2 separate regions of the Homo sapiens genome follow, and region 1 is linked to region 2. A link is a loop called in an ENCODE intact Hi-C map of the cell type or tissue named here. Cell type or tissue: K562. All regions are shown on one strand. Each heading gives the region's core, and the rest is flanking DNA. Links, peaks and the distances in the headings are about the cores only. Region 1 holds the start of CORO6 (coronin 6). Region 2 overlaps MYO18A (myosin XVIIIA).

What was found. Hi-C counts contacts between places; a loop is a spot of excess contacts. Peaks named below come from ENCODE experiments on the same cell type or tissue, not always from the same donor. Only the 100,000 strongest peaks of a DNase experiment are listed, where the experiment ranks them.
Region 1: it touches region 2 in a loop (3-fold over the local background); 2 of 110 quality-filtered maps call a loop at or near these places.

Annotation. Positions count from the first base shown.
Region 1 is chr17:29,611,651-29,623,641 of GRCh38, reverse strand. ANKRD13B (ankyrin repeat domain 13B) reads right to left here. Exons shown (of 15, transcript NM_152345.5): 10 at 11,636-11,766; 11 at 11,369-11,526; 12 at 11,088-11,240; 13 at 10,827-10,990; 14 at 10,679-10,755; 15 at 8,881-10,288. The coding sequence ends at 10,060. CORO6 (coronin 6) reads left to right here and starts at 730. Exons shown (of 11, transcript NM_032854.4): 1 at 730-954; 2 at 2,158-2,418; 3 at 3,869-3,991; 4 at 4,453-4,582; 5 at 4,671-4,852; 6 at 6,023-6,142; 7 at 6,600-6,704; 8 at 6,795-6,940; 9 at 7,306-7,363; 10 at 7,467-7,697; 11 at 7,785-8,880. The coding sequence starts at 2,221. The coding sequence ends at 7,910. RefSeq lists enhancers at 1-129, 3,037-3,331, 7,639-8,502, 9,368-10,231 and silencers at 4,309-4,378, 7,918-7,967, 7,847-8,060, 8,508-8,577, 9,906-10,015 and 2 more. In K562, for the core only: CTCF peaks have their summits at 4,283 (motif pointing left), 5,493 (motif pointing right) and 6,361 (motif pointing left); DNase peaks (open chromatin) are centred at 3,201, 5,531, 6,371, 7,991 and 1 weaker place; H3K4me3 peaks cover 1,879 bases.
Region 2 is chr17:29,142,348-29,154,338 of GRCh38, reverse strand. All of the region lies in intron 2 of MYO18A (myosin XVIIIA), which reads left to right. The region is part of intron 1 of LOC124903967 (a long non-coding RNA gene); the gene reads right to left. Among named protein-coding and RNA genes, the nearest start is that of MYO18A, 32 kb to the left of the region's middle. RefSeq lists enhancers at 1-319, 4,444-4,493, 4,514-4,703 and a silencer at 5,084-5,563. In K562, for the core only: CTCF peaks have their summits at 5,307 (motif pointing left) and 8,819; DNase peaks (open chromatin) are centred at 2,598, 5,348, 7,808, 8,798 and 1 weaker place; H3K4me3 peaks cover 925 bases.

The sequences.
Region 1 (11,991 bases), core at 2,257-10,256, 470 kb before region 2:
CAAGGCCCAGAAAACATTAGGAGTCTGGCCTCTGAGTTGGCTTCTCTGACCCCTAAAATGTGACTAGAGACCGGTGCTAGCCTCTTCCCCCTGCATCTGGGAGGGGAGGGAGTGTCAAGGTGGGTTCACTTTACACTCGGTCCTCCCCTTGTTCTTTCAGCTGCTTCCTGCCCTGCTCCATGGAATCTCATCTAATGGGGTGAAATGCCTAGCACACAGCCAGCATTTTAGGTTTCTCAAATGATCGCTATTGCCATTCATAACAATAACTAACATTCACAACCCTGTGTCGGGTGCCCTCTCACTTGCCCTACATCAGGATCAGCCTGGGTCCTCATTCTCTAGGGCCTCTTTCCCCCAGGGAGGCCTGGAAGTGCAGTCCCGCAGTCCCGGCCGATCGGGACAGCTAAATTGGGAGCGCGATTGAGGCTGGAATGCGGGTGGAGGCACCTGGTCTCCCTCGGCTGCCCGCTCTAGGGGCGCACGCCCCCTCGCCCGTTCCCTCTCCAAGCGTCCTGCTCTAGGTCTGCGAACCCGAGCCTCCCCAGCCTACCCGGGAGTCATGGAGGGAGGGAAGCAGCGTGCGCACCTAGCACACAGCTGCACATTTATTTTCGATGGTTCTCCGAGGCCGGCGGAAGCTGGGAGGGGAGTCGGGGTCGCTCGACTTTCCCGCCGCTGGAGGGGGCGGGGCAACTTGGGCTCTGGCCCCGCCCCTATGCTAGCCCCGCCCTCTTAGGTTGATGGCAGCGGCAGCTGGGGCTGCAGCGGCGCCGGGCTCTAGAGAGCCGCAGGATCGGCCAGAGTGCGGAGCTGGACACCCGGGTCCCAGATACTACAGACACCCGGAGAGGTGGCTCCTTCGCCCTGAAGCCTTCCTCGGCCCCCTACGCACTCGGGCCCCTTCCGCAGAGGATTCGCAGCGTGAGCGCCCCGCAGCCCGCTCAGGACCAGGTACCCAGCCCCCCACACCCGGCCGTCACCGCAGCCAGCGGAGCGGGCGGGGTCCCTGAGGGGCAGAGGTCTGCGCCTCCTCCCCCCGCGCCGCCAAATTCGGTTTCGGGCGGGGAGGACGTGGTGTCTATATTTGGCCGGACAGCAGCCAGCGCTCCCGGAGGGCGCAGACACCTCGTCTCGCAAGAACGCAGTGTCAGGGCAGCAGGCTGAAGAAGGGTGCAGGGAGGCCGGGCCTCAGGCTCGGGGCCGCAGACGCGCCTTGAAGGGCACACGGATGCTGGGGCTGGGGTGGGGCAGGAGCCACTGGCTGGGGCTTTGGGAGTGCTCAGTGTGTCCTCTAGGGAGACCCTAGCTGGAGAAAAGGCACCTCACCCTCCCCACCCCTGCAAATCTGGCTTGGCCGTGGCGGGGGCAGGGGTGGAGGATGGGGTTGAAGACCCCACCCCTAGAAGAGTTCACTAGGAAGAAGGCCCAACCAGGGCAGAGGACCCAGAGGAGAAACCGGACAAGCCTATGGTAGGCAAAAGCCAGAAGACCATGATCAGGGCTTCCTGGAGAAGCCAGTGCAGAAAGGAGTGGGAGAAGAGGGATCCACCTCACTCTGTGCTGCCACCCGTCCCCCCACAAGGCATGGGATGAAAACAGTAGCAGAAAGGACTCAGATTGGTGGACAGGAGGAACTTCCCCCTTGGCAAAATTTTAGGAAAAGGCAAAACCCCATCTGCCTGAACTATTCCAGAGATGCGAGTTCGGTATCCTGTGGTGGCTGCAGTCTTGGCCCCATACCTGGCTTTAAGCCAAGATCCAATGGTCAAGTCTTCTGCTTCTGGACAGGGTGCCTCTGGGAGCTACAACCACGTCCGTGAAGAGATGCTCATCAAGGCTGGCGGTGGTGGGGGCGGGGGGTGCAGGCAGTGTGGCATTGAGGCTCCTCCCAAAAACATTCCAACGTCCAGAAAGCTTTCAGTCTGTTAGGCTCCACAATCCCCTCAGCCTGGGTCTCTGTGGAGAATTCAGGCCCCAAATCCTAGCCACTTACATTAAACAGCATTTTACACAGCAAAATAACTTTCCCATACTTTGACCACCTTGAAGAAAGCTCCCTGCTTCTAGGACCAGACACTATATGGATTTATACCTGACTCCTGACCACATAACCCTTCTCATCAGCCACCCCTCCACTCCTCCTCCCTCCCGCAGCTCACAGGACTAAGGACCAAAGGCATTTCTGGGCACTGAGATCCTACCTCTCTGCCTGCAGCTATGAGCAGACGTGTGGTTCGGCAAAGCAAGTTCCGCCATGTGTTTGGGCAGGCAGCAAAGGCCGACCAGGCCTACGAGGACATCCGTGTGTCCAAGGTCACATGGGACAGCTCCTTCTGTGCCGTCAACCCCAAATTCCTGGCCATTATTGTGGAGGCTGGAGGCGGGGGTGCCTTCATCGTCCTGCCTCTGGCCAAGGTGAGGGATCAGGGAAAGGAAGCAAGTGGGAGGACACTAGCTGGGGCCCCTGGGAACTCCTGAGCCTTTGTTCTCACCTAGTTCCATTCCATAGTCAGGAGAAGCATCTGTGTGGATTGGCTCCTCCCTATTCCCCAAGCCCTCAAGGACCAGAGGGGAGGCCACCCCACCCCACCCTAACATCAGGGTGGCTTACTCCCACTCCCTAGCCCTCCCACCTCTCCATGCACCACCCCATTCCCAGCAGGGACCAGGAGGGGAGCCGGGTGATGGAGATGGTTGGGACACAGCACAGCCAAGCCTGGCCAGATTCCATCACTGCCTCTCCTAATGCCGCATCCCCTCATGTTTTGGGTGTGGAGAACCTCCTCCCTAGCCCAAGATGACCATTTGATTAAGTCACATCCCAGAGCAGCAAACTGAGGACAGGGTCAGGCTCTATCCAAAGAGTCCCTGGTTACCTCCAAGGACACTTGCAGTGAAGTAGAAAGAAAGGGAACGGAAAGGAAGGGGGACATGACACATAAAGCCAGAGCCCTCCCTACCCTCAGGATGGGGACCAGGCAATGACTACCACGTTAGCTTCATAACCTTAAGCCCCTTGACCATCCACATCCCAAGGATGACTCTCCCCCAACCCCCAAGGTATGACCTTGACCTGGATTCTGGCCCCTACACCTTGTTAGGGTAGGCTCCACAGGTGGCGGGGTCAGGAAGAGGCCTGAAAAAGCCAGTGACTCACCCCAGACAATGCAGACATCATCCTGGGACACAGCCCCAGGGCTCAAATTTCAGCCGGAGCTGCCTCCTCCCCCAATATGTCTGCTCTTTCAGTACCACATAGCCACCCTCTCCCCCGCTGCCTGGTCTGGACCAGTGTCTGCCCCTGCAGAGGTCTCAGAACCCCCACAAGCAGCCTGTGAAGACCAAAAAATAGATGGGCCCCCAGCTCCCATTTGGGGATAGTAGGCACCAGGACTGCTTGCTGCTTGTGGTTCCAAGGTAAAAGTGGTTCACAAGGAAGAGATCTGCCAAGGGAGGCCAGGAAAGGGCTGTCCAGCACTACACTATTATCTCACCTTGACCTCTTCCACCAGGAGATTCCCACAGACACTTCAATAGGAGAACAGGCTGAAGAACAGCCTCCTCCAAGTAGGTGTCTTTGGAAGAGCACTGGGCTGGAAAGTTCAAATCTCAGCTCTACAAGTATCTTGTTGTGTGTCCTTGATGAGGCCATCTTACCTCTCTGTGTCACAGTCCCTAATATTAAATTATTTCAACTCTGCCTTCAGTAAAGTGCAGGAAGTGGACTGGATGGGGTTAGAAGTGCAGAGAGGGATCTGCAAAGAGAAAATAGGTAATAAGGAATCGAGATGTAAGCAGATCTGCTACCCACTCCCCAAAAAACACACAGGAGAGTAGCCCCACATCTTCTTCTCCAACCCCTCAGACAGGGCGAGTGGATAAGAACTACCCACTGGTCACTGGGCACACTGCCCCTGTGCTGGATATTGACTGGTGTCCACACAATGACAACGTTATCGCCAGTGCCTCAGACGACACCACCATCATGGTAGGAGCCAGGTGGCTACTGCTGGGCAGTTGAGCAGGGGAGCAGGGAAGGCTGCCTCACCTGTGCTGGGGAAGGTGCTAAGGGTGGTAATAAGGGAGGTGCTGGGTCCCAGGGCCCTGCCCTGCCCAGCTCCTGGACTATTTTTAGCTACATGCCCACCCCCTCCCAGGATGCACTGCTTAGGACTAATTATAGCCATGGCCAACTTGGTGCCTGGAGAGCAGCAGGGCAGTGCTCTGAAGTCTCCCTGCTGGAGTGAATGGGAGGTCTCTGGAGAGCTGGCAGTGCCCCCTCCTGGCTCCCAGCTGCTTCTGTTCTAGGCATGCACCACCACATCTTGCCCTGTATTTGACCCTTACCACTCAAGAGAGCCAGTAGGGTTAAAAAAAAAGGTAGGGAAGGAGTGGAGGGACAGGGTGGCTCCTCATTCCACCCACCATATACCTTTTCTTCCTACCCAGGTGTGGCAGATTCCAGACTATACCCCCATGCGCAACATTACGGAACCTATCATCACACTTGAGGGCCACTCCAAGCGTGTGGGCATCCTCTCCTGGCACCCTACTGCCAGGAATGTCCTGCTCAGTGCAGGTCTGGGGGCTAAGGAGGGGTCCCCCATAGATGGGTGGGTGGTGGCAAAGGTGGGACCCAGGTGACCATGCCTGGCCACTCTGGGCAGGTGGTGACAATGTGATCATCATCTGGAATGTGGGCACCGGGGAGGTGCTGCTGAGCCTGGATGATATGCACCCAGACGTCATCCACAGTGTGTGCTGGAACAGCAACGGTAGCCTGCTAGCCACCACCTGCAAGGACAAGACCTTGCGCATCATTGACCCCAGAAAAGGCCAAGTGGTGGCGGTGAGTGCCTGGCCTGGCCACTCCCCAGAACCCCTTGACCAGTGGCCAGCTGTCAGCACCCTTGTACCCACCATTATCAGAGCCCCTGGTCCCGGCTTTCACCTGTCGCATCCCTGCTCCAGAGACTAGCCCCCTTCCCCCGTCTCTGCAACCACAGGTCTCTGCCCTAAGTAAGCCCCCAGCCTGCAATTCTCTGCCCGGCTCCTGTTCCCTCCCCTCCCTTGCATCTCAGAAGCTCAGAGAAGGGCTCCTCGCTTTGGGATTGAGGAGGGGAGAAGCTGGAAACTCCATCCTCCCACCAGAACCTGCATGAAACCTGAGCTCCTGGACCCCTCTCCTCTCAGCCGGCACCCAGACGCATCTTCCAGGGTCTGGGGCCTGACACTGGCTCGAGGGCTGGCCCTTTCTCCTTGTGGACCCGCTGGGCGGGGGATGGGGCAACCCTCGCGCGTTGCTTATCCCAGCCGGATGCCCTGGGAGGGCGGCGGCCCTGGCCTCGCCAGCCTCAAGTCTAACCTGGGGTGCGGGTGCGTGGGCCGCGTGCATGTCTGCGTGGAGCAAGCGCGCCGAGAGCGGTCGGGGCTGGCGCCGGGGCGCTCTAACCCACTAACCCGGCGAGCAGGAGCAAGCCCGGCCTCACGAGGGCGCCCGCCCGCTGCGGGCTGTCTTCACCGCAGACGGGAAGCTGCTCAGCACCGGCTTCAGCAGGATGAGTGAGCGGCAACTCGCGCTCTGGGACCCGGTAGGCCAGGCCGCGCCGGGCGCGCTAGCTCGCTCCTTCTCTGGGTCTGCCGGGAGCGCCTTCCCGGGCTGTGGCTGGCGCCCAAGAGGCCAGAGCGGAGCGGGGAGCTCCCATTCGGGAAAAGCCTCGCTGCGACTCCGGGGAGCCAGCAGACACCCCTGCTCTAGGGATCGGCCTTTGAGCGCGCTTAAGGGTTCGGGATCGGCTGAGAGCCGCGTGCCTCCTGCTCTCTCCAGGCCCGGATGCTCTCCAGGTCAGGGGCCAGACGTGGCCCCGCAGGAAGCTGAGTGCTTAGGCCCCATTTGTCTCTTCCCCGCATCCGCTCCTCCACCCCGGACACCCAAGTCAGCAAGCTGGTTGCTCATCCCTCCATGCTCCTCAGGGCAGGCAGCTGGGTGATGTCCCTCCCTGTCTCCCCCTCCCCCCAGGAGAGGTTTGCGGCCCACGAGGGGATGAGGCCCATGCGGGCCGTCTTCACGCGCCAGGGCCATATCTTCACCACGGGCTTCACCCGCATGAGCCAGCGAGAGCTGGGCCTGTGGGACCCGGTAACGCAGCTGGAGGCTTGGGGTGTGTGCCTCGGGGACTGGCATCACGGGAGAGTGGCCAGGCGCCCCCCACCCGCAGGGCATGCCCACCTGGACAGGACTGAAGGCTGCTGCCACCTCTGCAGCGCCTGCCATTCTCACACCCACCCCTCTGCCCAGTTTTGCTGCGTCGCGTGAAGGATCCTGCGCTGGCGCCCCCACCTGGTGATGCCGAGTCCCTGGGGGTGGTTTGCTGTGACTGCATGCGGCGCGCAGCGGGTATATGTGCAGGGGAGGAGGAGCTATGTGCGCAGGGGAGGAGGAGAGATGTGCCCAGGGGAGGGGCCTGCAACTCTGGTCACTAGAGGTTTGGGGCATAGGGTTTGGGAAGGCCAGGAAGCGTAAAGGGGCTTCTGGGGGTCCCGAAGTAGCACGGGAGGGTGGGGCAGGGCTGGTCACGCCTCCTGTGCTCGGGCAGAACAACTTCGAGGAGCCAGTGGCACTGCAGGAGATGGACACAAGCAACGGGGTCCTATTGCCCTTTTACGATCCCGACTCCAGCATCGTCTACCTGTGTGGCAAGGTGCTCACGGCCGGGCAGGGAGAACAGGGCACTGGATGGAGATGTGGAGGGCCTTGTCCGGGCGCGCCCCTGAACCGACTGATTTTGCAGGGCGACAGCAGCATTCGGTACTTTGAGATTACCGACGAGCCGCCTTTCGTGCACTACCTGAACACGTTCAGCAGCAAAGAGCCGCAGCGGGGCATGGGTTTCATGCCCAAAAGGGGACTGGATGTCAGCAAGTGTGAGATCGCCCGGTCAGCAGCCTTGGCCCCTCCTGAACACCTACCCGCCTCTGTCCCCCACTCATGTCGGGTCCTAGCCACGGGGCTTCCCCAGTAATGCAGTGCTTTGGAAAAGCGGGGCGGGGGGATAAGACAGCTCTGTTTCAGTGCCAGACCCACCGCTCACTAGCCTTACATTCTCAACTTCAGTTTCCTCATCTATAAGATGATGGTGAACACACCATCAGGGTGTTTTATTGCAGAACCAATAATGTGTGTAATGTGCAATATGCATGGTAGGCGCTGAGCAAGTGTTGGCCTCCAACCCCCTTGGTCTTAGACAGGAGAAGTTAAGGACGTGGAAGTCTGCGAGGGTGCTGAACCCTGCTCCCTTATAGGTTCTACAAGCTACACGAAAGAAAGTGTGAACCTATCATCATGACTGTGCCCCGCAAGGTGAGGGGCCGGGAGAAGGGTTGGGCAGGGCTACGAGGCGGAAGGGAGCGGAGCAAGCCCCGCACCCTCTCACGCAAGTCCTCCTGTCCACCCACCCCCGCAGTCAGACCTCTTCCAGGACGATCTGTACCCGGATACGCCAGGCCCGGAGCCGGCCCTAGAAGCGGACGAATGGCTATCCGGCCAGGACGCCGAACCCGTGCTCATTTCGCTGAGGGACGGCTATGTGCCCCCCAAGCACCGCGAGCTCCGGGTCACGAAGCGCAACATCCTGGACGTGCGCCCGCCCTCCGGCCCCCGCCGCAGCCAGTCGGCCAGCGACGCCCCCTTGTCGGTAAGATCGGCCCTGCTGCACTCTGGCCCAATCTACATCTCCCCCAACCGCCCCTATACGACACGGCCTCTCTGTCCTCCGCCCCAGCAGCAGCACACCCTGGAGACGCTGCTGGAAGAGATCAAGGCCCTCCGCGAGCGGGTGCAGGCCCAGGAGCAGCGCATCACGGCTCTGGAGAACATGCTGTGCGAGCTGGTGGACGGCACGGACTAGCCCCGCGCGCCAGGCAGGCGGAGCGGGGCGGGGCGCACAAGCTCGGCCCCGCCCCGGCTTTTAGTCCCGAACTCCGGACCCCGCCTTCTTGGGCTGGGCCCGGGGGCGGGACTGGGGAGGGAACTCCGCCCCTCGCGGGAGACCAGAACTCTTGGAGCTTAGGGGAGACCCACGTCGCTCCAGCGGAGGCTGGACTGCGAGCCTCGTCTGGGACTCGGCTGGAGCTGGCCTAGGGAGGCCTGGGGTAACCTGGGGGGCTCAGCAATGGTGCTGCACGGCGAGGTGGTGTCCCCCTTTGTCCTCCGCCCAGGGCAGGGAAAGTGCTTAGTATTAGCGTGATGCTTGGGGTTATTGGAGCCTGAGCTTGACCTCAAACGGGTGGCGATTTGATGGGTACCCCCAGGCTGGGGAAAATGACAGCGCTTCTCCTAATCAGCTCACTGGATTCCATCACCCTGAGCGGTAAACCAGATGGGCGTCACCCCAGTTCTGCAGACACATACACAACCCGTTTGCTGCAGAGCCGGACCCAGTGGCTACACCCACAGCGGTCTGTGGTAGAGAACTCTCTTCCTTCTTTCCACCGACAGGGGCGAGGGCTGCTTCCTCGCGGCAGCCCCCGCGAAGAAATCTCGAGAGAACTGGCATGAGGAGTTAGGTTCATCACAAATACACACACACTGCCCCCAACCCTCTGCCGTTGCCTCTCTCAGAAAAACAAGACGTACTGAATGAAATATTTTACTAAGCGTTCAGTCTGTGCCTCCTGCATGGGTGGGAGTGAGGGGAACGAGACCCCCAGCCTCTGCAAATGCTACCCCCAGGCTCCTGGGAGACCTGGCGATGCACTCCTGGGCTCAGGGTCCATCAGGCAGCCTCTTACCCTAGAGCTCTCTCCACTCTGAGGTTCAGAAGGACCCCAACCCACACCGTAGGCGTTCCCCCCAAGTAAAGTTAGGTAGCAAAAGCCTCCGGTATGAAGCCTCTTTTATTTGTGCCTCAGAATCAGTCTGGTGCCCCTGGCATCAGGGAAGGGGGTGGGAGGAACAGTTTCTCTTTGTTCTTTTCTTCCATCCCTCTTTGTGTCCCTTCTGAGCCTCACTGGCTGAGCCGGGAAGGCCAGTCCCAGACAGGCCCGGGACAAGGGTGTGCGGTGGGCCCCTGCCCCTGGCGGGGTCTGTGCTTCTCTGGGTGGGTGAGGTGGGGCAGGGGAGAGCCGGGGGTTAGCACCATTGGATGAAGGGTTTTAGAGTCAGTCTCCGTGTGGGGGCAAGTGGGATGTACAACCACAGAGGCTAGCAGCAGCTGGTGGGAAGGGGTGGGGGTGGCGCCAGGGCCCTGGGCGAGCCCTTTGTGTCCAGTCTACTTGGGTCTAGTGCTTACCCCAGCCCAATATGCTCCCCACTCTCCGAGGCACCATGAGGGAGTCAGGGCTTGCACAGGCCAGGGGGCTACGTTGGACACACTCCCTGATCACAAAAAAAAAAAAAAAAAAATGTGCCTTGGGGGATGGGACTCCAACTTCTGGCTGCCCAAGGAGAAGCTGGAACCACCCTGAGACCCAGGACGGGTGTGGGGGCTGGGGGAGCCGGGTACCCCGCTAAGTGCACTTGACGCTGAAATGCCGGGGTGGGGGAGGGGCTGGGCCCTAGACGTGCTGGTTTGTGTCTGGAACAAAGCAGTGACACAGCACGCGGGGAGCTCAGCTGCCCCCCAGGAGTGAAGAGCAGAGATGCAAAGGCTTCAGGGGCAGTGTCCTGGAGTGGGGTTAGTGAACAGAAATGCGGACCGGCCAGAAGGAGCAAGGGATAGGGACAGCGCTCCTCTAAGGATTCATCTCCCCCTCAGGACCGCCTGGCTCCGCCCTAGGACAGGACAGATCTGAGCCCAGGGGAGCGGGTTGGGGAATCAGAATACAGCAAAGCAGGGGGACCAGGCCGTGCCAGTTGCCTCCAGGGCCCTGGCCTGGGAAGGTACCCCGCGGCCATGCCGAATCCCTCCCCGAACCGTGCCTGCTGTGCTGCTGCACCCGCGAGGCGGTGGCTCCAGTCTCCAGCCGCCGCTCTGCAGGCGCGCAGGCCGGGGTTTGTCTGGCTCCTGGCCCTGGGCGTGGCGCGCGTGGCGCTGGCGAGGGTCCCGGCAGGGGGCGCTACTGCTCGGTCAGTGAGAGCCTCAGGATGCGCTCCAGCTCCTCCTCCTCCTGGCGCGCGCGCCGCCGCCTCTCCTCCTGCTCCTGCGCCGACAGTTCCATCGCCAGCCGCAGCTGCTCGTCGTAGCTCCGGAACACGTGGCCGCCGGAACCTGGCCCTGAGCTGGGCCGAGGGCTGGGCACTGACGCCGGGGGCGCAGGCTGGCGCTGCGGCGTGGGCGGGGCGCTCCTGGGGGTGGGGAAGGAATGTCGCGGGCTCCCGGGCGCACCCACCCACCGGCCGGGGCCGGGACACGGCGTGGAGGCTCCAGGGCGGCCCGCGGCCACCACCCTCTAGTGGAGGCGGTCAGTCCCGCGGCGTCCTGGCCCCCACCTGGTCGTGGCGGAGCCCAGACCCTACCAAGTTCTCCCCGTCAATGCCTGGGGAGAGTCTGAACTCCGCGGTGAAGCCTGGATCCCTGACCCCTGCCTGCCGCCTCGGAGGCAGGAGTGGTGGCAGAAGCCATCCCGATACCAGGAGGGTCCCTGCCGAGGGCCCCGCGGGTTCTCCGGCTGTGTCCTGGCTTAGGGGAGACAGGATCCTCTCCGGAGGATTCTCTCCGGCCCAGCGGGCACTGACCTGTCCTGTCGGCGACCCTCGTAGGACATGGGGTGGGTGCCTGGCTTGCTGTTGGTTAGCGCCTCCCAGATGGTGACCTGCGGGGAGGCGTGGGCGTTAGCCGTGGCGGCGCGGAGTCCCGTGGCCCCGCGCGCCCGCGGAGACGCACCTGGTCATACTCACTGCCCGCCTCAAGCAGGCTCTGCTGGATGGCGAATTGCAGCAGGTCGTCGTCGTCGTCCCGGGTCGCCGCCTCCCGCTGGCCGCCCATCATGCTGTAGCCGCGCGGGGCCTCGAACAACGCTGGGGAGATCTCGCAGCCGCGGCAGGAGGCTGGGGGCGCGGGGGCTGGGTCAGGCACGGCCGGGCGCGCCCCTCCCACCCACCCCGGGGAGAGCCGAGGGGCAGGCGTTCTCGCGGGGGGCCTCACTCGTGGAGCTGGAGCTGCTGACGCTGGAGGAGTCGCTGCCTGGGGAAGGCGTCTCGCTGCTGGGGCTGCCTCGCACCGATGGCACCGGTTCGTCGCAGCCGTTGAGGTTCCCGAAGGTGATGCGGGCGTTGAGGATGTGGAAGATCGGGATTTCTGAGGATGAGGAAACCTTTAGGCGCCACCACTCAGCCCCTCACACCTCAGCCTCAGCCCCACCCCGACCTCATCTAAACCCCGGTCGGCCCGCCACGGGCTCAGGAGAAATGGCCGTGCGGTCTCACCAATCTTAACTGGGAAGCCAGGAGGCAGACGCAGGGTGATGAAGTCCCGGAGCTTGGCAAAAAGCGCATTGCTGACGGCCATGAGGTCAATGATGGGGGCCACCTGCTCACACAGGGACAGGGGATGCTCCTCACACAGCCACAGCTTGGCCTTGAACCTGCCCCCACCAGATCCCAAGGGGTAAGGGACACTGCAGGAAGCCATGGCCTCCCAGCATCTCCTGGAGCCCCGGCCCCCCACCTTCCCAGCACCGGCAGGGGCCTCACTTCTGTGTCTTGGTGGTCAGTTCCATGGGGCGGCCCATATCACGGTTGCCCAGCTCAAAGTTGGGGTTGAAGTATTCTTCTGCAGTGATGGCAGTGGGGTTGGCTTGGCTCAGAGTCTGAGTGATCAGGGTCTGTACCACATGGGGAGGGGCCCAGGAGCTCCCCTCAGTTCCTAATGCCAGGCCAACTCATTTGTTGTCACAAGGCCCCCAAGCTGTCCCCTCTGCCAGTGTGGCGCTGACATGGCCTTGGGCATTGTGGAAAGGAGGTCCACATAGGCCATGCTAAGCAGGACGCTTCCCAAGCCTCCTCCTGAGCCACATCCACATCCCTCCACTTACGGGTACCCCTGCACA
Region 2 (11,991 bases), core at 1,385-9,384:
CCCAAATGCCCTTGCCCTCCCTCGAGGGAGGTGAGCCACCCTGTGCGGGCACACTGAGGCCTGTCTACACGCCTCTCCCAGGGCTGCCTGATCACTCTTGCCTCCATCCATCATCACCTAACTTCGACCTGGGGAAGAGAACCACAGAACTGGGTTCTGTGGCAGGACACCCAGCTTAGGAATGGCCTAGGCGCCACATACACACGCACGCGCGCGCACACACACACACACACACACTCTGCAGAATTTAGAGTGGGTTGTCCTTTTCTCCCAGACCCCTCCAATTTCTGCCATTTGCTTCTAGCCCTTACCTTCTCTGTCCAGAGGAAAGCAGCTGGCTTCGCACCAGAGGACTTTGTCTCTGGGGTAGGGGAATCAGTTTTCCTGCTTTAATCAGGGCTTTGGGGTCCTCCCCCAGCCCCCTTGTCTTCCTTTGATGACTGATTTTGAGGTCTCTCTTCTGTGCTCTGAAAGAGGGACCCATCTTATAAAGGGTCCTCTACCCTTTGTCCCGCCCATTTTCTTCAAAATCCCAAAACTGCTGCTCTCATTGTTGCTGTAGAAACAGATGCTTGTCAAACATGAAGTTGCTTGGAAGGACTAGTTTTGGCTGCAGGAACTGCTTTCAGCTCATCTGGGGAGGAGAGAGGAGGAAGAGAGGAGGAGAGAGAGAGAGGGCCCTAGGCAAGGACCCACAGGTGAGGAGTTGTGTGTGGTTGCGAAGGTGTTGTTAACACATTGCTAAGTATTGGCTACAGCTTGGCCTCTGGAGCCAGACTGCTTGGGTCTGAATCCTGGCCATGCTGCCTACTGGCTGAGTGACCTTGGGCAAATTATTTAATTCCTCTGTGCCTCATTTTCGTCATCTATGAAATGAGAATAATCATAGTAGTTTTAGTCCAGTGTGGTTGTTCATGCCTGTAACCCCAACACTTTGGAAGGTTGAGGCAGGAGGATCACTTGAGCCCAGGAGTTCAAGACTAGCCTGGGCAACATAGTGAGACAAGCCCAGACAACATGGTGAGACCCCATCTCTATTAAAGATACAAAAATTAGCTGGGCATGGTGGTGTGTGCCTGTAGTCCCAGTTACTCAAGAGGCTGAGGTGAGAGGATTGCTTGAGCCCAGGAGTTTGCTGCAGTGAGCCGTGATTGCACCACTGCAGTCCATCCTGGGTGTCAGAGCAAGACCCTGTCTCAAACAAACAAGCAAACACAAAATAATAGTACTTTCCTTGTAAGGTTGTCTTGAGGATTAAATGAATCAATACATATAAACCACTTAGAGCAGTGCCTCAAAATAGTGCCTAGAGTCAGTGAGCATTGGCCAGGCATGGTGGTTCACACCTGTAATCCCAGTGCTTTGGGAGGCTGAAATGGGAAGATCTCTTGAGGCTAGGAGTTCAAGACCAGCCTGCGAAAGATAGTGCTACTTTGTACAAAAAGTAAAAATATTAGCCCAGTGTGGTGGTGCATGCCTGTCCTAGCTACTTAGGAGGCTGAAGCAGGAGGATCGCTTGAGCCCAGGAGTTTGAGGCTGCAGTGAGCCATGATCACACCACTGCACTCCAACCTGAGTGACAGAATGAGATCCTGTTTAAAAAAAAAAGAAGAAGTGAACATTATCATCATCCTCATTAATCTGTCTCTGGTACGTCAGGAAGCACTGGTGCCTGGTAGCTTGGTACCCGCAGGAATGTCACAGGTGCTGTTCCTGTTAATGGCTCAGCTCTGCTCACGGGGAGTGTTGGAGAACTGCTTTATTCTTGTCCCCACGCTGATGCTTATGCCCAAAGTGCCTTTCAGGTAGAGATGGGGAACAGGCCTAAGCTTACTCAGGGCTGCACAGTAATCTTAGCGAGGGATTGCTTTGGCCTGAGTTTCCAATCTGGTCTGAAGTTTGATTCCAGTTTTTAAAATTGGGCTGCTTTCTCTGTGACTCCCTCCAGTCAGATTCTTAGCTGATGGCAAGACCTCTGGAGTACCAGGTGTCTTTCTACCTATTTGTTTTCCATTTGAACAAACTCACCCTACTTTTTGGTCTTTCTACAATTTATTTTGTTTCTTCACACCTGTCTTGCTCCTGACAGCCCATTTAGATTAGGACTAAGCAGGAATTGAGGCATAAAACAGAAAGACAGTCCTGACCTGCCAGTTCCAGAGTCTGTCCTCTGCTCCTTCCACCACCCATATGAGCATGCCTAGACTCTCCCACTTGTGATTTTTACTGCAGCAAAACCTCTCCAGTGAAGTCTCTGTGACGGAACACAACAGTGGTCAGACCCGCCAATCTGTTCCTTTGCTCTTCTGTGGATGCGGGGCTGGGGGGCTTCTCTGAGCCTCCTCTCCAGCATGTCAGATATGTCCAGAGTCCATTCTCCACCGTGTCCTCCCCTTCCTACTCCTCCTTTGCTTCATCTAGTTGGTGACACAGGGAGGTGTCCAGTTATGGGCCTCACTGCTCCATGGCAGAAATCCTGGCATGCCCTGGATGAGGCTTCATTGGCCTTATTTGCTGTTGAAAGTTCAGGATTCTGTTGGGACTTCTGATTCTATAGGAGTACTAACATCAGATAAGTCCTGCAGCGGGTGGCTTGGGGAAGCCCTCAGGCCACTGCATTCCAGATGTCTTACTCGTGCTTGGCCCAGAGAATGCAGAAACAAGGAACCATTGTGTGATTGTGCAGGCACTGAGGGGCTTTCTCCCAGGCCTGGGACGCCTTGGGGTGGGAGTAGGTTTCCATTCAGTCTTGGCTTCTGCTCCCAGCTGGGTATTAAATTGTGACTACAGTCCCCTCCTCCACCTCTTTTGGAGGCCTAGGGAACAAGGCAAGGCATGTGTGGATAGGAGTCTAAGCAGACTCTGGGGTGAGGAAGGGAGACAACAGCAGGTAGGCGGGGGCATCATCTGAAGGAGGCATTGGTAGAGGGACCAGGACACACTGAAAGGGAACCTCTAGACCAGACCTGCCCAACAGAACAATTTGCAAGGGTAGAAATGGTCTATAATGCTATCCAACTTAGTAGGAACTGAACCTTAAATTTTATTTGATTTTAATTTAATCAGAAGTATCCTCATTGTTTCCATTTAACTGGAATTTTTTCTGAGACGGGGTCTTGCTCTGTCACCCAGGCTAGAGTGCAGTGGCACCATCACAGTTCACTGCAGCGAACTCTTGGGCTTGAGTGATCCTCCCACCTCCCCCTCCCAAGTTGCTGGGACCACACTTGGCTAATTAAAAAAAAATTTTTTTTGTAGAGACGGGGTCTCACTATGTTGCCCAGGCTGGTCTTGTGTTAACAACACCTTTGCAACCACAGCAACTCCTGACCTGTGGGCCCTTGCCTGGGGCCCCCTCTCTCCTCCTTTCTTCCTCCTCTCTCCTCCCCAGATGAGCTGAAAGCAATTCCTGCAGCCAAAACTAGCCCTTCCAACCAACTTCATGTTTGACAAGCATCTGTTTCTACAGCAACAATAAGAGCTACAGTTTTGGGATTTTGAAGAAAATGGGCGGGACAAAGGGTAGAGGATCCTCTATAGGGTCTTTCAAAGGCACAGAAGAGAGACCTCAAAATCAGTCATCAAAGGAAGACAAGCGATCTTGCTGCCTAGACCTCCCAAAATGTTGGGATTATGGGCATGAGCCATAACACCCGGCCAGCTTCAATTTGAATAGCCACTCATGGCTAGTAGCTACCATATTGAACAGTACGGCTCTAAACAGCTCCCAGAAAGAAATAGTTGGGTGTTCTTGAAGGTTTGTTTCCTCCTTCAGAGTCCCCCTGGTAAGGCAGGGGATGGTGGCATTTCCCCTTCCTCTCAAGAAGGAAGAGCTGTCCTCTCTGGCAATTTCTACACCTCAACCACCACCAGCTCTGGAATCCTAATGCCCCAGGGCCAGCAGGTCCCTGGCTGTGTGCCACCACAACTGGGGCAGCGCTTCCTTTCCTCGCCAAGGATGTCTTCTGCCCAGCTTTGTAACACACAGGTACTCACATGCCCCAGTGGATTTGGCCCAGGCTGTTAGCACAGAGGTGGTGGGTTGGTAGGCAAGGTAGAGGCTTTTGCTTCTTCCTGTTTCTATGGACATAGGGTTTGTGCTTTATTTTTTACTTCAGAGGGTTTTAGAAACAGGCCCAATAGGGGCTCCAGAGGTGAACACACAGATTCTCAAATATTTATTGGATGTCCAGTGTTACGAGGAACCTGAGGCTTGTCTAGAAGAACTTCTCTGACTTTGAGAATAAGCACCACAGGCCTCCATCTCTCACACCCAGGAAGACCTTACTGATATTTTATTTAAATTGCTGTGGCTGACCCTTAAGCTGGCTTCCTTTTTTTTCTTCTGTGGAAATGGAGAAGAGTTGTCATTTATATGAAAAAGAGAACAATGCTTCATTATGTTTATTCCCTCCTGTCTACCAGAGGGGGTGGATAGGAGAACATAGTGCATGTGGTACATTTAGGAGACCCAGAAGTGACCCAAGTCCTGATGAGATGTGGGGCAGGGCTGTGGAGGATTTTGGGAAAGGATCCTCAAGGCTGGCTCATGGCTTTGGGCCTTGGGGGAGCTTGGCAAAGCAGAGGCAATTTGGAAGTCCCCGGGGGCCATGAGGAAATCCCCAGCAGCTGAGAGACCTCAGAGAGCAGCAGGCCTGCTGTCGGGCCAGTCAGGTGGTCCCTGCAGTCGGCCGCATATGCCTGCCTAGTCTTTGGGGATTGACTCAGGGTCTTGGCAGAGAGGACAAGCCCAGGCGTCCCTACTTGGGCTCTGTGCCCGAAAAGGTGTGGTGGCACATGGCTCTGAGCAAACTGATGGGTGTGCCAATGCAGGGACTGGGTGGGTGTAGGGGCTGGGGGGAGTGTCAGAGCCCCAAGCCTCGGCGACCACCTCTGGGGCAGTGATCTGTGGCTCGCCGTCCCATACCCACTGACCTTCCTGATTGCTTGTCTCTAGACAAGCCCCTCTCTAGAACAGGCTTTCCTGGCGTCTTTTGACCTTGCATTCATGTATTCATTCATTTATTCCATCAATAAGCATTTACTGAATGCCTACTATATGTAGGAACTGTTTTAGGTTCTGGGGATAGAGCGGTGATAAAAACAAAGTGGGCACCGAGCTCATCCCTGCCTCTTCTTGCCCTACGCGTCCTGGGGACGGCGAGAGGCCATCTTGCCGCCGCAGCCCCCTCGGGCCGGAGCTCCTGGGGGACGCCTCCTGGGGGTGGGGCCTGGAGGCCGGCCTGGCGGAGGTGAAAGCGGCCCCAGCAAAGCGGGAGGGTAGATGAGAAGGGGGCTGCCACCCTCTGCTGGGCGCCAGCGGCGCTGCAGGGCGGAGCTTCCAGGGCTCTAGGCGCATGTGCTGGGCTTGGCCCCACCCCCTTGGCCCCGCCCAGGCTCCGGCTGGCCGGTGGGCCAACCCGGGAAGTGCCGCCCCGGGCCTGGGGCTGACTCGGCCCTCACAGAGCCTGACCCGTGCGTAGGGTGCTGAGTGGCTGGGGTGGCCCTGGGCATGCGCCGTTGGTCACTCCAGGTTTCCTCTCAGCCCTCCTTCTCCTCTCTGAGACCATCCCTAGGCTTCTTAAAGGGAGTCTGCCCTATAACCCTTCAGAATCCACTGGCTATCGGCACTGGTAGAATTTCATAAAAAATCTTGGCACCTCAATACCAATCGCTGTCTCCTAACACTACTGTTTCATACGAGGTGACATTTTGTTACTTACACACACACACACACACACACACACACACACACAAAAGAATAAAGGATAATTCCTCCCAAGAAAGGGAAGGGACTCCTGCGCTGGCATTTTCTTTGAGACAGGTGTAGACTCTAGTACTGGCCCTAGGGCTGGTGCTGAGGACCTCTGAAGTGGTCATCCTGGAAGTGCACCTGCCACCCTAGTGGCTGGGCCCTCCCACTTCAAAAGCAAGTGCTCCAGGCCCTCCTGGCCCTGAGCTCTGAGTGCTTTAAACAGGACTCTCCCCAACTCCCTAAATATAGTTCTATTATTGACACTTTACACACCGCAAATTTGTAATACAAGGATCATATAATTAGTACCCATTTATGGCAACAGTGCTTATAGACTTTTTTTTAGGAGTTTTGATTTACAGGGGAACTAGAGGGACAAATGGGGTCAGAGAAGTATTCTTTTGTTAAGATATATTTTGTTAAGATATATATATCTCATTGTTAAGATATATCTTAACAAAATATATCTTCCCAAGCTTTAAACCTTGGTATCTTTCCTTACTTTTCTCAATCTCCACCCAGACCCGCTTGTGCCCATTTCCCATCCTTCCCCAAATAGTCACCAAGTCCAGCTTATTTTTTCTCTTGAGTCACCCTCTCTTCCCCATCAACTGCCAGAATCCTAGGCAGACCCTTCTTATCTCTCATTTGGCATCACCTTTTACCTTGACTTCCTTTTTTTTTTTTTTTTTTTGTCACCCAGGCTGGAGTGCAGTGGCATGGTCGTAGCTCACTGTAATCTGTAACCTTGAACTCCTGGGCTCAAGTGATTGATCCTCCCACCTCAGCCTCTGAAGTAGCTAAGACTACAGTTGCAGGCCACCACGCCTGGCTAATTTTTAAATTTTTTGTAGACGGGTCTCTGTGTTTCCCAGGCTGGTCTTGAACTCCTGGTCTGAAGTGATCCTCCTGCCTCTGCCTTCCAAAGTTTTGGGATTACAGGTATGAGCCACCATGCCTGACTACCTTGACTTTCTAATGTTCTTTCACCTTCCAGCCTCCTTTCTCCTCCTCTTGCATCCTGTTAGCTCAGAATGTTTTTTGGTTTTTGTTTTTTGTTTTTAGGCAGGGTCTCTCACTCTGTCACCCAGGCTGGAGTGCAGTGGTGTGATCATGACTCACTGCAGCCTTGACCTTCCCTGGGCTCAGGTGATCCTCCCACTTCAGCCTCCCAAGTAGCTGGGACCACAGGCATGCCACCACCACACCCAGCTAATTTTTGTGTTTTTTGTAGAGATGGGATTTTGCCATGTTGCCCAGGCTGGTCTTGAACTCCTGAGCTCAAGCAATCTGCCTTCCTCGGCCTCCCAAAGTGCCGGGATTACAGGAATAAGCCACCATGCCTGACCTGCTCAGCATTCTTAAGGCACAGGTTAAATCATGCCCCATCACTCTCCAAAAGCTTGTTGTGCCTCCCATTGTTTTCCAGGCAGGTGGTGGTGTGTAAGGAGCTGGGCTCTGGAATCTGAACAATCTGAGTTCAAATCACCTGGCCAGTCACAATCTGTGTGATCACAGGCAATTATTTAACCTCTGTAAACCCCGTTTCCCCATTCCACAATTCCCCTTCTCATTACCTCGCAGGGTTTTGAGAGGAAAACCAGTAGCATGTGCCTGGCCATGGCTAGTGCTTGGTGTGTACCTTCTTGTTCCTTTGACTGCCCACCTTGCTTTCATCTCAGGTACAGCTCTTTCAGGTGAGAGTAACAGAAAGCCCAGCTCAACTGGCTTAAAAAGAAGATATGTGTTGTCACCAGTATCTGAAAAGTCCAGCAGTAGAACCGGCTACAGGCTCAGCCTTATCTGGAAACATTAACAGTGTGACCAAGACCTGACCTTTTCTGTCTCTCACCCCATCTTCTAGGCAGCCTTGGTCCTCAGACAAGTAATGGCAAAATGTCACAGCCCCAGGTTCTAGTTGTGTGGATAGAGATGTGTGACTCTTTGAATAATCCCCAAGTTTCATTATGTATCCTTGAAACTGATTGGGTCACATGCCCTCCATGAACCTATAGCCTGAGGATATTCTTATTGGCCAGGATATTCTTATTGGCCAGGGCGAAGTCATGTGCTGGGGTGGGTCCCCAGAGGGGAAAATGGAGTGCTATAATCAGAGGATGGAGGAATGGGTGGTGGGCAGCAGAAACAACACATGTCCACTACAGCACACACTTGCTTGATTTGAGACCCAGCTTCCTTCCCAGCTTTATCCCTCCCTCCTTGGTTTCCTATATGTGTCATACATTTCTTCCAGACTTACTGTCCACATCTCATGCTTTTCCACTTCTTTGCCTTTTATTTTATTTTATTTTTATTTTATTTTTTTGAGATGGAGTCTCTCTCTGTCGCCCGGGCTGGAGTGCAGTGGCGTGATCTCAGCTCACTGCAACCTCTGCCTCCCGGGTTCAAGTGATTCTCCTGCCTCAGCCTCCTGAGTAGCTGGGATTACAGGCACATGCCACCACGCCTGGCTAATTTTTGTATTTTTAGTAGAGACGGGGTTTCACCATGTTGGCCAGGCTGGTCTCGAGCTCCTGACCTCAGGTGGTCCGCCCACCTCGGCCTCCCAAAGTGCTGAGATTACTGGCGTGAGCCACTACGCCTGCCTGGCCCCTCTTTGCCTTCTCTTACACTACTTCTTCACCCTGGAATTCCCTTCCTACCTCATTGCCACATTATAACATTTCTCTCTTTCATTGGCCTAGCTCCAAGCTGTCTGTAAGCTGTCTACTTAATACCGTAACTGGAACAGATCTTTGCCTCTGAACTTCCCTAGACTGTTATTGACGTCCCTGACTTGAATTTTAATTATTGGGGTACATTTGTTATCTCCTCTGCTGATCTGTACATTTTTTTAAATCAGGAAGTATTTAGTTGAAAACAAGAACTAAATTATCTTCTTTCACTCAGTCACTCAAACGTGCCTCATATTGTCTCTGAGCAGGGCCCAGTGCTAGGTGAGTGCTGGGGATAGAGCAATGAACAACACACAACCTCTGCCTCAGGAAGCTCAGTCTGTGGTGGGGAAGCTGAAAAAGAAGCAGGCACGGTGCTTCCCCACAGTGTTCGCCTTGAGGTATTACAGTTCACAGCTAGTTGAATAAGTGAACGACTTCCTCCAGCCCTCAGAGCCTCCTGTCTGGCCTTCCCCCAGCTCTGCTTAGCCACTCTGCCTGGTCAAGTGCCTGAAACAGAGCCAAGGACCTTCCACTCATCCACGCCACCAATGTGGGAGAGCAGAGCAGTTGAAGTTGTCACCACACATGGAGATCCCCTTGTTCCCCACTCTATTCCAGCCCGTTTATTGTGCGTGCACCGTTCAGATCAGTTGGTTAAATCCATATGGATTTTCGTGGAACACCTTTTGTGTGCCTAGTGCTGGGGAACGGGATGGGATATAAAGGAAGTAGGAAATGGTCCCAGCTCTCCAGGGAGAGCAGGCTTAAACATTCAACACGAATCGATTATCATTCAGAACATTAGTTATGCTGTATAGTCATGGCACGTGGACAGTAAACTTCAATAAGTTCAACTATATGGTTGTGAAAGAAACTATATTACTGTAGCCTAAAATTATAAAAATAATATTTTGTGTGTTTTTACTATATGCTGTACATGACTATTATGCTTTCCTGCAGCTATATTATACCAAATGGCATACTCAAAATCATGTGTACTATACTTTGTGAGCAGTTTAAGGGATTTTCAGGAGTTTTGGACTATATTCTATTTTTGCCTTACGTGCTGACTTTGGAATCTAACCCCACATAGTGTGTGACTCCACTGTATATAATAGAGCACCATATTGAGTATAACCAAGAACCGTATGTATGTAATGTGTTCAGGTGTGGACAGTGAGTGCTATGGTTTATGATAATAATGATATTAATAATTTAATAACTATAATTTGCCAGGCCGCACATCAGTTGCTTTACATGTACTGCCTTTTCTATTCTTATAACAGCCTCATAAGGTGGATATCATACTATTTTAAGGCCAAAAAGGTAGAAACTCTAAGAAGTCAAGTAACTTTCCCTTAGGTCAGACAGCAAGAAAGAGGCTGGGATTCAGACCCAGGTGTGTCTGGCTGCCAAGCCCACGTTCTTTGCATTGCCGGGTGGGTCTTGGGTTTCAGGGAAGGCTTCATAAGGGAGGCAGGAGTTGAGATGGGCCTGGAGAGATGGAGAGGGTCAGCCAAGGTAGAGACACATTCGTAAGGAATGGCTCTGGTGGTGACAAGGGCAGGCAAATGACGGAGAGCCAGGCTGGCTGGGAAGAGGGAGAAGAGACTAGAAAAGTGAAAGTAAAGTCTGAGGAGGGGCCAGATTATAGCTTCCAGCTGTCCTTGGAGGCAAGCTGAGGGGCTTGGGGTGGCCTGGCTGGCTGTGGGAGTGTCCACATGGCCTCTGGAGCCATCAGTTAGACTCATCAAAGAAATGGACCATGCCCTGATATTGCACCACCACGCTTTGGGCAGCAGAGGGACTAGCTGTAGTTGCATGTGAAGCTGAGTGGAGACAGGCACACTGACAGACGAGTGACAGCTGATGGCCTAATGAGGTAGGGGACAAAAGAATTAAAAAGCAGACATATGGCCACAAAGGGCATCTGGCCTTCCTAATATAGGCATATGCAAGGCTTCAGCATGGTGGTGCCTAAGAGGGGCTGGTGCCCTTGGAGAGAGGCTGGGGCATTGGTGGGGCAGAAGCCAGGCTGCTGTAGCCAGGCCAGGAAGTCAGGAGTCATCATGGTGGAGATGGCGTGCCCTTCAGTACAGGATGGAGCAGAAATGGATTGGGTTCAAGAAGGAAAGCTCAGAGTGTGAGATCTTTGAGATGAATTAGGAGTGTTGTACTTAAGGAAGCAGGGTATATATGTTGGTTATTTTTAGGATTATAAATAGTATAGAATTTAGAAAATGACTTAAATCTTTTATCCCTTAAAAAGGGTAGGCTCCAGTTACCTGGAAATTTTGCTTACAATGCCTCATTTTTTCCCCCGCTTATGATCATAGGTAGATAATAATAGTTAAAATGTATTAAGGCCAAATGTGGTGGCTCATGCCTGTAATCCCAGCACTTTGGGAGGCTGAGGCAGGTGGATTGCTTGAGTGCAGGAGTTTGAGACCAGCCTGGGCAACATAGGGAAGCCCCATCTGTGCAAAAAAAAAAAAAAAAAAAACCTACATGGTGGCACGGTGGTGCATGCCTGTGATCCCAGCTACTACGGAGGCTGAGGTGGGAGGATGGGCTGAGCCCAGGAGATGGAGATTTCAGGGAACCAAGATAGTGCCACTGCACTCCAGCCTGGGCAAAAGAGCTTTTGTTTGTTTGTTTTGTTTTAAGTATTGAAAATGAATGTGCTGGACACCGTTCTCAGAGCTATGTATGAACTAATTCTTTTAACCCATGTAATAACCCCATGTGGTAGGTGCTATTATTTTCCCATTTTACAAATGAAGAAATTGAAGCACAGAGGCTGGGCATGGTGACTCACGCCTGTAATCCCAGCACTTTGGGAGGCCAAGGCGGGCAGATCACTTGCGGTCAGGAGTTCAAGGCCAGCCTGGCCAAAATGGTGAAACCCCGTCTCCACTAAAAATACAAAAATTAGCTGGGCGTGGTGGCGCCTGCCTGTAATCCCAGCTACACAGGAGCCTGAGGCACAAGAATCGCTTGAACCTGGGAGGCGGAGGTTGCAGTGAGCCGAGATGGAGCCACTGTACTCCAGCCGATAGAGTGAGTGAGACTCTATTTCAAAAAATAAAATACAAATGAAAAGAAGTTGAAACACAGAGAGATCAAGTTGTGTAGTTTACTTCATGCAAGAGCCAAGATTAAACCAGGCCGTGTGGCCCTGGAGGTCATACTCCTAACCATGGTATGCTGTGAATCATTCCTTTCAAGCCGTGCTTCTCAGACTTTAATGTGCCTCAGCATCACCTGGAAGCCTAGTTAAAACACAGATGCTGCACCCCATATCCAGAGTTCTTGGTTCAGCAGGTCTGGGTTGGGTTCCTGGAATTTGCATTTCCAACAAGTCCCCAGGGGATGCCCACGCTGCTGGCCTGAGAACTTGGAGAACCAAAGCCCTTTCACATACATTATGTACCAGTCTCATACTGGTTGGGTAAGAGTCAGTAAAGGTGTAATCCTCATTTTACAGATAAGGGAAATTTAAGTCACCTGCCTGTGTTCACACAGCTAAATCATTCATTCATTCACTCATTCATTTAA